Regions from separate parts of the Homo sapiens genome. Here region 1 is linked to region 2. A link is a loop called in an ENCODE intact Hi-C map of the cell type or tissue named here. Cell type or tissue: ovary. All regions are shown on one strand. Links, peaks and the distances in the headings refer to the core of each region. The heading gives the core; the rest is flanking DNA. Region 1 overlaps LOC124904034 (a long non-coding RNA gene). Region 2 overlaps LOC101927389 (a long non-coding RNA gene).

Evidence for each region. Peaks named below come from ENCODE experiments on the same cell type or tissue, not always from the same donor. Only the 100,000 strongest peaks of a DNase experiment are listed, where the experiment ranks them.
Region 1: it touches region 2 in a loop (3-fold over the local background); 6 of 110 quality-filtered maps call a loop at or near these places.

What each region holds. Positions count from the first base shown.
Region 1 is chr17:55,531,744-55,537,127 of GRCh38, reverse strand. It overlaps LOC124904034 (a long non-coding RNA gene), which reads left to right. Exons shown (of 3, transcript XR_007065855.1): 2 at 1,880-2,039; 3 at 4,462-4,550. It also overlaps a transcript of SMIM36 not described here. Among named protein-coding and RNA genes, the nearest start is that of SMIM36, 23 kb to the right of the region's middle. In ovary, for the core only: no CTCF peak of the experiment used is centred there; no DNase peak of the experiment used is centred there.
Region 2 is chr17:55,622,152-55,627,535 of GRCh38, reverse strand. All of the region lies in intron 2 of LOC101927389 (a long non-coding RNA gene), which reads right to left. Among named protein-coding and RNA genes, the nearest start is that of TMEM100, 98 kb to the left of the region's middle. RefSeq lists a silencer at 1,741-1,810. In ovary, for the core only: no CTCF peak of the experiment used is centred there; no DNase peak of the experiment used is centred there; H3K27ac peaks cover 1,084 bases.

The DNA.
Region 1 (5,384 bases), core at 118-5,117, 90 kb after region 2:
GGGCGAAAGAGCGAGACTCCGTCTCAAAAAAAAAAAAAGAAAATCCCTTATATACACACATACACATACTTCTGCTAACCCCATCTTCTTGATATTATAATTTTTGGATAAGTAAAAATTCATCATTCATAATATTATGACTATGCAAATACTGCGACAGCTGTAGCTCAGGGAGTTGAAAAACTGTGTACAGAAAGTCAATCAATAAAATAATGTCTACGACTGAAAAAAAATTAATACATTTTTAGCACATTTAGAAATATGGGGTTAAAATTCAGAAGAGTCAGCTAAGAGTTGAAAGTTTATGTTTCTGGGGAACATGACTCAATGTTAGGGAGCAGGACCCCTGTAGTTCTTTTTTTTTTTTTTTTACAATATGATTCTGTTGTTCTTTGATAATAATTTTAATTAATTTTTTAATTATAATCACCAAGGATCTTACTTAAAATTATAATAAAAGCTCTTTTTTATTGTTTAGAAACTTGTTCTTGAAATTAAAAATATTAATTTGAGAATCAATTTATTCTGTAGAATTGAAAAAGCAAATTAATGTTATATACATTTAAAAATCAGATAAATTACAATCCAGGAATTCAGAACTCTAACCCCAGACCATTTGGCCAAGGAAGGTTGGCACATTACACTTACATTTTTTTTTTCATTTTCCTGTTTATCATCATGCTTCATTTCCCAAATTATTTGAAATTCAGAATGCATATTGGAATTTAGCATCTTTGGATCAGTAAAATCTCTTTAGTCATATTTCCTCTGTTCGTTATGAACAATGAAAACAGAAAGATTGAAAGAGCACTGTGCACATATAAATCTATGAGCCAGTTTTTAACTTCTAATCTAAAGCCCAGTTCTTCTTTGAGTCTTTCTTGATGGAGTGGGGAAAACAAGGATAAAAGGCATTTAAGATAAAGTATTTTTATAGTTGCAACACACAAAATTATAATATGGAAATTTGTCCTTATAGATATCTGAACAATTTGTAGTGAAGAACAAATTTACTCCAAACTAAAATGCTATTTGTTTGCTGTTTTTTCTTCTGTAATTAAGAAAATTTAAACCTAGTCCTTTGCCAAAATAATAGTTAGAAAATTTTTTTCTTTATTATCTAATCGTCTGTGCTGCTGAGTATTGCTACAGGTAAGTTAAATTAGCCAGAAAATTATCCAAAGAATTTATACTCAGGGCCTGAAAAAATATTATACTGAATAAGTAAAGTCCAGATGTTGGAGAAAAAAGCAATTTAAAAACTAGTGAAAATAGGCTGGGCGCAGTGGCTCATGGGCACAGTGGCTCATCCCAGCACTTTGGGAGGCCAAGACAGGGTGGATCACTTGAGGCCAGGAATTCGAAACCAGCCTGGCCAACATGGCAAAACTGCCTTTCTACAAAAAATACAAAAATTAGCCAGGCGTGGTGGTGCACACCTGTAGTCCCAGCTACTTGGGAGGCTGAGGCAGAGAATCACTTGAACCCAGAAGGCAGAGGTTGCAGTGAGCTGAGATGGTGCCACTGCACTCCAGCCTGGGTGACAGAGTGAGACTCTGTCTCAAACAACAACAACACCAACAAAACTAGTGAAAATATAACTACCTAGCAGTACTATCATATGTTTTGTGAATCCTAGTTTTTATAGTAGGACATAATAAAAGACTGGAATCTAGGATTTTAGTCCTGGATCTGTTACTCATGTGTCATTTGACAACAAGGCTAGTCACTTCTCCTCTCTCCGCTTCATTTTCCATCTGTAAAATGAGGGGATCAGACCAGATGACCCATCAAGTATCTTTCAGGTCATAGGAGAATACAAAATTTACACTAAGAACATAACAAGAAATTCCTTTTTCTCTTTTTGTGCATCCCCTAGATTGATTTCTATAATTATATGGAAGCATGTGAAAACCCTACCATTTCCAAGGATCTGACCAACAATTACAGCAGGAAATGTGGTCATCTAATTTAACTCTTAAACATCATCAGCAAGACTAAAAGCTTGGATGCATCCCAATTATCCCCACAAATTAATGGTGTGGTATCAAGAATAATCCACAACACTTCCACTTAGCTTTGGGATTCATTCTATTTTTTGGTTTGCCGTAGATTCCAATTAACATTTTGGTTTATTCAGGCTGATTTTAAAATATGTTGACTTAATTACATACTCAAGCCATCTAGTCTACAAATATGCCTAGTTAGATAAAAGAGATAATATTCTTGAATTTGACATAGTCCTTGAATTTCTAAGGGCTGTTTTACACTGAGACCTAGTTACATGGTCATATGGTTTATCCGTGTCCCCACCCAAATCTCATCTTGAATTATAGCTCCCATAATCCCCACATGTTGTGGGAGGGACCTGGTGGGAGGTAATTGAATCATGGGGGTGGGTTTTCCTGTGCTGTTCTCATGATAGTGAATAAGTCTCACGATATCTGACGGTTTTATAAAGAGGAGTTCCCCCGCACGAGCTCTCTTGCCCCGTGAGACGCCTGTAGACCCAGCTACTTGGGAGGCCATTGCTCCTCCTTAGCCTTCTGCCATGATTGTGAAACCTCCCCAGCCATGTGGAACTGTGACTCCATTTTTCTTTATAAATTACACAGTCTCGGGTATTTCTTCATAGGAATATGAAAATGGACTACTATGCATGGTAACAACAGAGAACTCTGTGGTGTCTGCCCAGCTCATAATTCCTTCTCCTCTAAGAACAGCCCTCCATTCTACCCCCTGGGTAGAAGCCATGTTTTAGTCACATAACACCATTGCCTAGAACTCAGCTAAGTGCACAATGGCTGAGCACCAGAACCAAATTGAGCCAATCAGAGCCCCTTCTTAGGAATTTACAGTTGTGACTGAAAGTAAAATCTCAATGACAGTTCACTTATACAGACACTATATTAACTTGAGAACTGAGGCTCAGCCATTGTCTTAGGAGTAGATGAGTAATACAGATATATTTGCAAAGACATTTGAAGAGAAAAATGGAGGACAAAATAAAGAAAGCCTGTTTTCTGGGCTCCTCATGGCTCTCCATCTCTAGTCCCTTTTGAGTCACGGCTCCATCTCTGCTGCTGGCTTCCAGAATACATTCATGTCTTCTTTCATTATCTTAAATTCTCCCTTCCTGCTTAGACTAATTAAAATTGATTTCTGTTATTATCAACAAAAAGAATCCTGCTAAATAGGCTTTTTTTTGTAACTGAATTGAAAATTATAGCTTGCTTTTTTTTTTTTTTTTTTGCATTAACTTGTAGCTTAACTATACAGAGAAGTGGCTTGGCACCAGAGACTTCAGATAACTAAAACATGATTCATATTGAGGATATTTTATCTTATTTTCTGCACCAGTCTCTAGTTCTATAAAGCTTAAGCTTTACTGTATAATGAGAATGATACACTGAATTTATGAGGTTAAATGGAGGGTCACAGCAGTGGAACTTTTTATTGTAATGTACAACTGCATTCCTGAATCAGGCACAGGTTAATACATAATAATTATTCTCTGGAAACAATGGCAAAGCATTCCTAGCAACAGACAAATCAAATAGCTACTGGAGTATTATGGCTGTCATTTGTTAATTACTCCCAGATAGCTGCAAAACACACATGCTCTTCGGCAAAAACTGAAACCCCAAACCCCTTAGAGAAAAAAGGAGGATCAGGTGCTACAATGCAAAGAGCACCAAAATGGGTGTCTGCTGATGTGAACCCATCTTTGCAACTATCTTCACTTCTGTGAATTTTAGCTTCTTCATCTCATTTGAAATACAGAAAATTCAGCATGAGATCCAAAGGCCAAAAGTAGCTCAATAGACCATGTGCTAAGTCCTTCTTTTTCTGAACATGTTGTTAAACATTTTATGCCCCCATTTCCTCAACTGTATAAGGGAAATGCTACTTGTACCTACCTCATATGGTGGTTGTGGGGTAGTTATTACATAGTAAGTGCTTGGAAGAGTAGCACATAGGAGTACTCAATTAATGACAGCTATATTGGTTTTTTATTTTTTTATTATTCCTGAGGATTTTTTTTAAACAGGCTAACTAGTTATGAGCATCTCACTGGTATATTTACTTTGACCATTGCCAACTATATATTTCATGTAGCTTGTTAAACAAATTTATAACTGTAACCAAAGCTAAATATATGTAATGATGGTATTTTAAGACATTCAAGTTAAATTCCACTAAAAGTAAATCACTAAACTGGGGTGACATAAAGCATGATTGAATAAGGAAGAATGGGTCTGAAGAAAGCCTGCCGATAGCATCTGATTCATTTTTGAATCATGGCCAATTTTTATGCTACAAGAATAGCTTTCCATGTTGCCTTTACACTTCTGGATTTCATATCATGAGGGTAAATTGCTGAAAATGTACACACAAAAGAAAAAGAACATAAAAAACATATACATATTCTATTTGTTTGAGTTCTAATGTTGCTTTCAGGTCAGACATTCTGGATTTTCATGGTTTTGGCTTCAGAAAATTCTAAGTCTAGAAAGCAGCTGTTTCTATGGGTATCCCAAAGAAGAAAACTGCTACATGAAACAAGAGCAAACTGTGGTCTCATCTGCACATTTGCAGAGTAGCATCAGATCCATGGAGATGCTGCTCACTGAAAAAGTAACACCCATTGTGTTGGACCTCACCTACGTGACCTTTCCGGGGCATAGTCTGGAAGGACATGGAAAATTAAAAGAGAAGTTAAACACTGCACAATTAAGTGAGAAGAACTTTGAATCTCAATGAATAACTCAGGCAAGACAATAGGAAGAGAATGGAGATAAGGAGAAGGTATGAGCTACAAGAAGGAAGGTCAGCCCTCCGCCAAACCAGCAAGATATTCCCTGTGGTGAAGAATGGCTGATGAATTTCAGCACAAAGCTATCTAATGTTCAGTTTCAAGTTGCTATCTACATGATGCTATGCCATCATCCCTCCATTACTGCAAAGCTTCAGTAAAAGAGAGAAAGAAAGTTAACAGCAGAAATGAGGAGCAATATTTAGGAAGCATAACGGGGCATAAAGACATGTAAACTCTACAAAATTACACAGGTGAGACTTTTCGATAGCAATATCTTATTTCAATTTTAAAATTCAGGCTCAGACCAGAAAGTGAGGGTACTTGGGGTCACCCACACAACTGACACTTGGGTGACATATGTATTCCTACACAATGGAGAAATACCTCTTCTACATGATGGCAAATATCCCTGTGAGTGTTATCTCCTTATCTTTCACTTTATCTTACCATTGTCTGGTTTGTTTAGCTCCTACTTGGGGCCTATTCCGTACTATTGTGTCCTCCTCATTTATTATGGTTACATTCCGCTTCTTAAACAATTATGTCTACTATAGCTCCATGTTTA
Region 2 (5,384 bases), core at 141-5,140:
TAGTCAGGCCCACATCTTCTGACTTTTCCTCAACTCTGCAACTCAGATTTTGGTCCCAGGACCAGCAGGCTGCAATCCCGGGAAGCTTATAAGAAAGGCAGAATCTTAGGTCCCACTCCTGACCCTGAAAATCAGAATTTGCTTTTTACCACCACCCCTGAGAGATCCGTGTGCACACTAAAGATTGAGAAGGTGCACTACACCATGCTGCTCCACTGTGACTGGACTCTGTCCTGCGAAAGCCTTCTTCACCCTCACAGTAGGAGCCATCTAGTCTCTCCTCTCACCAGGCACAGCCAAGAGCCTTCTTAACTTTCTTCCTTTGCCTCAGTTCCGGAAATCCTGTAATATCTCAGAACCCCCTAGTCCCACTGCCCTGACTCCTCAGCAGTTAGACCCTAAGCAGATACTGGAAGTCCTTGTGTGGCATAATCCCTATTTTATGTTTGTTATGTCTACGTGAAAGATGTTATTACCTCCATCTAGCAGGTGGGAAACCTGAAGTAAAGTCATTTGCTCGAGATCTATAGATAATGTCCACTTTTAATAAAAGCCAGATCATTTTTACCTCTTAGCCCATTCTAAGGCCTGATACATACCGAACCATGTGATAAAGGATTTCCATAGTAGATTTTTTTTTTTAACTGAGAACAATCAAATCTTCCCTTAAAAAGGGAACTAGGCTTGAGTTAGGTCCAGAGGTCTGGGTTGGAGTTCCAGTTCTGTGGTTTTTTACCCATGTGACCTTGAGTAGACATCTTCACCAATCTGATTATGTGCTACTTTATCTGAAAAGTAAGGAAGTCTCACGTTTACCTTTGTCTTAAGGCTGTTTTAAACCTTAAGCCAAATAATAAGTCTGCATGTGCCAATCATAATGCCTGGCACATAAAAGACATTTATACATTAAAACCTAATTCATACCTACAGTTTTGCTTTGTTTGTTTTTTGAGACATGATCTGGCTCTGTTGGCCAGGCTGGAGTACAGTGGTGTGATCTCTGCTCACTACAACCTCTTCCTCCCAGGCTCAAGCCATCCTCCCACCTCAGCCTCCCAAGTAGCTGGGACTACAGGCATGCACCACCACACCTGGCTAATTTAAAATAAAAAATCATAGAGATGTGGTTTCACCATGTTGCCCAGGCTAGTCTCGAACTCCTGAGCTCAAGTGATCTGCCCACCTCAGCCTCCCAAAGTGCTGGGATTACAGGCGTGAGCCACTACGCCCAGCCCATACATACAGTTTATACATTTATTGGGATACATTTCTGATTCTCTCCCATCCTCCATGCTCCAATCTTCATCTTCCTCACCCAACTGACAGTGGCCCAAGATAACATTTTCCCATATATCTTAGTTTCATATTTGAAAGGTTGATGGGTCTCTCCTGGCTTCAACACCCAGGCCAGGGACAAAAATCTCTGGCCCACATGTGATGGTCCCCAGACAAGAGAGGTAACTGGATTCCCACTTCACACAAGTGATGAACAAGTAAGAGGCAAAGTGGAGTAACAACAGAGTAGTCTGAAAAGTAGACCTCCTGGGTTGCTCTGCCACGTACTTTCCAAGACTTGTGGTCTTGGAAAGGTGCTAAGAATTTTCTGTGGCTCAGATGCTTTTATCTCTAAAATAGAGGTACAGTTTAATAATAATAATACATTCCTCATAAGGTTGTTATGAGAATTAAATGAGACACATCACATGTAATTGCTTAGCCTAGTGACTTACACATCCAAAACATGTTGGCTGTGGTTTTTGTTTGGTCCCTGAATTGGAGGCACCCAGAGGACTTAGGCTGTATGTGACTCTGCCTGTCTCTGTGTGAGAAGTGAATCTGTGGGGCCCCACAGCAGCCAGGGCTGCTAGCTGCTTACACACTTTCTAGAGTAGTACTAAGTACACTTTTATCCTGCAGGTCAAAAAGGAGGGACTCTTCAGCCCACTCCTTGGATCTCCTCAGGGTCATCTAGAAGGAGATTGTTTTTATCTCAAAAGAAACACTCAACTGTTCCTCACCAGGGGAAAATATACAGGCAGATTTCTGGTTAAACATGTCAAACTCAACACATATTTACTTCCCTGCCCTTTCAAAACCTTAATAAAATGATGGTAATGGGGGAAAAGGTGAAAACTCATAAAGACAAAGAGAATAGAAAAAAGGACAATAAATTTTTTTAATGTTAACAACATTTTTGAAGATTAAAAAGGATAATTGTGTGGTTACAGATTTACTAAAGAAGAAAGTGAAACCGAAGACTGCTAAGAGAAAATCAAAATAAGCTAAGCTGATTTGGAGTCTAGAAAGGCTCTGGAATTTGAGATACTAGATACCTCTGAGAGCAGAATTGAGCCATAAGACTGAAAACAGGATGGGTTGACAGTCTGTATATAGGGCAGTTGATTCCCCTCACCCTCTCCTTACTCCTAAGCAACCAGGGGAGTTCCTCCCCAAGCCAGACTAAAAATTGGAGGCTGGATCTCTGGAGCAGTGAACCACAGTAGCTACGAACTGCGGATGTCAGGTGCAGATGGGAGCAGGGTGAAGTGTCATACCAAAAACAGGACTATAAAAATGAATGTCTGCATTTTGCTTGGTAAGACTCTTAGCTCTTTTTGACTCTGTAGCTCCCAGACTGTCTCTGTCAGGCAGTCTTAAGATACTCCCTAGACAGGATGTAGATATTTCTTCTCTCTGGGCTGATCCCAGAAAAGCACCTACAGATACTAACATTTCATCTGATGAAAAAGCTGGCCCAGACCTGATCACCCTATCATGATGCCTAAGAGTCAACATACTTGTCCTTTGCACCCAGAGTTCCTTGTCAGCATCTAAGCCAAAGAATGCCAAAAGTTTGAGAAGAGTCTCTAACATAAAAGACAAATTGACAGAAAAATAATAGGAAAAAGGGAGAATTTGCATGGAGCAGAAGAAAACCAAAACTAACAAACTGCAACCTCCATCCTCAGATAATATGAAAAAATATTGTGTCTATAGAGCAAGAACTGATGAGTTCAGGGACGAGTTCATGGAAATACACCAATATGGTTAACTTTTTTGTTGCTGTTAAAAGTCAATTGAATGGTTGGAAAATAAAGTTGAGAAAATCTAAAAATCTAAGGAAAAATCAGAAATGGAAAAATATGGGAGAAATATATAAAAATTAGAGGAATGAGTGCTATGGTAGATTAAAGATGGCTACAAATTTTTTGCTATTCCTCTCATTGAGAGGTAGAGTCTAATCCCCTGCCCTTGAAATTGAGCTGGTCTTAGTGATTTGCTTGACCAATAGAATTTGGTAGACATGATACTGTGGGACTTCCAAGGCCAGGTCATAGGAAGCCCTGCAATTTCTATCCAGGCCTCCTGTAATATCTAGAACCCAGACATCATCTCTGAGAAAGTTCAAGCAGCGCCATGGAGTCTCATGTGGAAAGTACCAAAGCCCCCAATCAAGAGCCACCACCACCCTGCCAGCCCTGTGACTGACCCATCTTGGAAGCAGATATTCTTTTCCCAATGGAGATAACCCAGTGATGCCACATAAAGCAGAGAAAAAGCTACGCCAACTGAGGAGTCTCTGAATTGCAGACTTGTGAGCCAAATAAACGACTGCTACTGTTTTAAGCTACTTAGCTTTGAGATGGTTTATATCAATAGATAACTGGAACAAGAGTCAACATTCGACTGATAAGAATTTTAGAAAGAGAAATGGGGGGAAAAAGAAAACAATAGAAGGAAGGAAACTTTCAAAATACAAATACAAGAGAAATTCCCAGAACTAAATGTCCAGATTTAAACCAAAAGAAAAACAAAATACTGAGTGCCCAACAGTAGCCCAAGATACATCATCCTAAAATTTCAGAAACTAGGCTAAAGAGAAGATCCTAAAAGTTTCCAAAGAGAAGGGAAAAGCAACATACAAGTATTAGGAACCAAACTTTTGCGTAGTAGTGCTGGGAGCCAAAAGACCATGAAGCAATGCTTCAAAGCTATTGGAGAAAGTAATCTGAACCCAGAATTCTATTCCCAAATTATCGATCAAGTATGAGGAGAGAATAAAGACATGGTTGTACATGCAAGGTCTCAAAGATGTGTTCTGTCCAAAGACAGAATAAATCAAGAATGACAAAATCCTGAGATTGAGGACACAAAGATGAGGCACCAGAGATGGGAAGCAATTCCCAGGAGAAAGATGAAGGGCAAACTCACTGTGCCTGCTGAGTAGCAAGCCCAGAGATCCGGCACTCTAGTGTGCAGAGTAGGGGACTCAGGGGCTGGGGGAGCAAGGTGAGAGGAGATGGAATCAGTAGGTTTCCTGGTGTTTAAGCCTTATTGAAAGGACTTTTGCAGTTCTGACAATGATTTATGCTTCAGTTATGGTAGGTAATTGAAAAATGAAGCAAACACAAAACGTTAAAGAAATCTTTAATTCTAAGAAAAGCAAAAAGTTATAGAGGAAGGAAATGCAAACACTATATTCTACAGACTTAGCTATAATAATGCTTAAGTGTTCGTGATAATGTAAACATAGACTGTTTAACCCAAAATTGTGAAATTGGGATGTGATCACGTTGTAAGAATGTAGGGAGAAAAGCATGTGTGCCTGGTGTAGGGGACAGTTCTAAGAGAGCTGAACTGTCTTGTGCCCAGGTAAGAGATCATTAGCTAACATCTTAAAATGAAAAATCAAGAGAAAGCAGTCTACACATAGGATTTGCTTGTAAAGCAGTGCAGTTATACTTAGATCGATATGAGTCATAACAGTCGTTCTCAAGAGGATTTTTCTGGGACAGCAGGTCAGGATGAGGACAAGGAGAGTGAGATGCCCAGGGCTCAGACCTGAAGTGCACAACCCTGAAAGTGAGCACTTCCTTACGTCTTGTACCCTAGGCACCTCACTTGCCTGACCCTGGTTCCTGCTCTAGGAGAGAGCACTGGATATCATAAAGGTGATGGTAGAAAGAGCAAATTGTGGAAAAGATATGGAAAACATAGAGGTAAGGAGGCTGAAGATTATGTACAACACCTCCTAAGGGATGGATTGAAGAAGGGTTCTTTAAGTCAAGCCTGAAGAGATGATAAGCCTTTTTGCAAGGCAAAGAGAAAGGCATTCTAGTTTCAACAAACAAAACCAAAGAAATGAGGATATATGAACACCTGGGTGTGAGGTTGGGAAAAAGTGAACATAACTATAAAGGTCAAGTGCAAGCATCTAATGGAATCCTGCTACACATTACAGATGCTAAAACACTATCTTGCATTCTTAATACATGGTTAGATTCTTGAGAAAGAATTTGCTTAGAAAGCAGAAGGAACTAATTTAAGCATACCCTGTAGTTGATTGCCTTTCCCTCCAGGTCTGAAAAACAAAATCTAGAGAT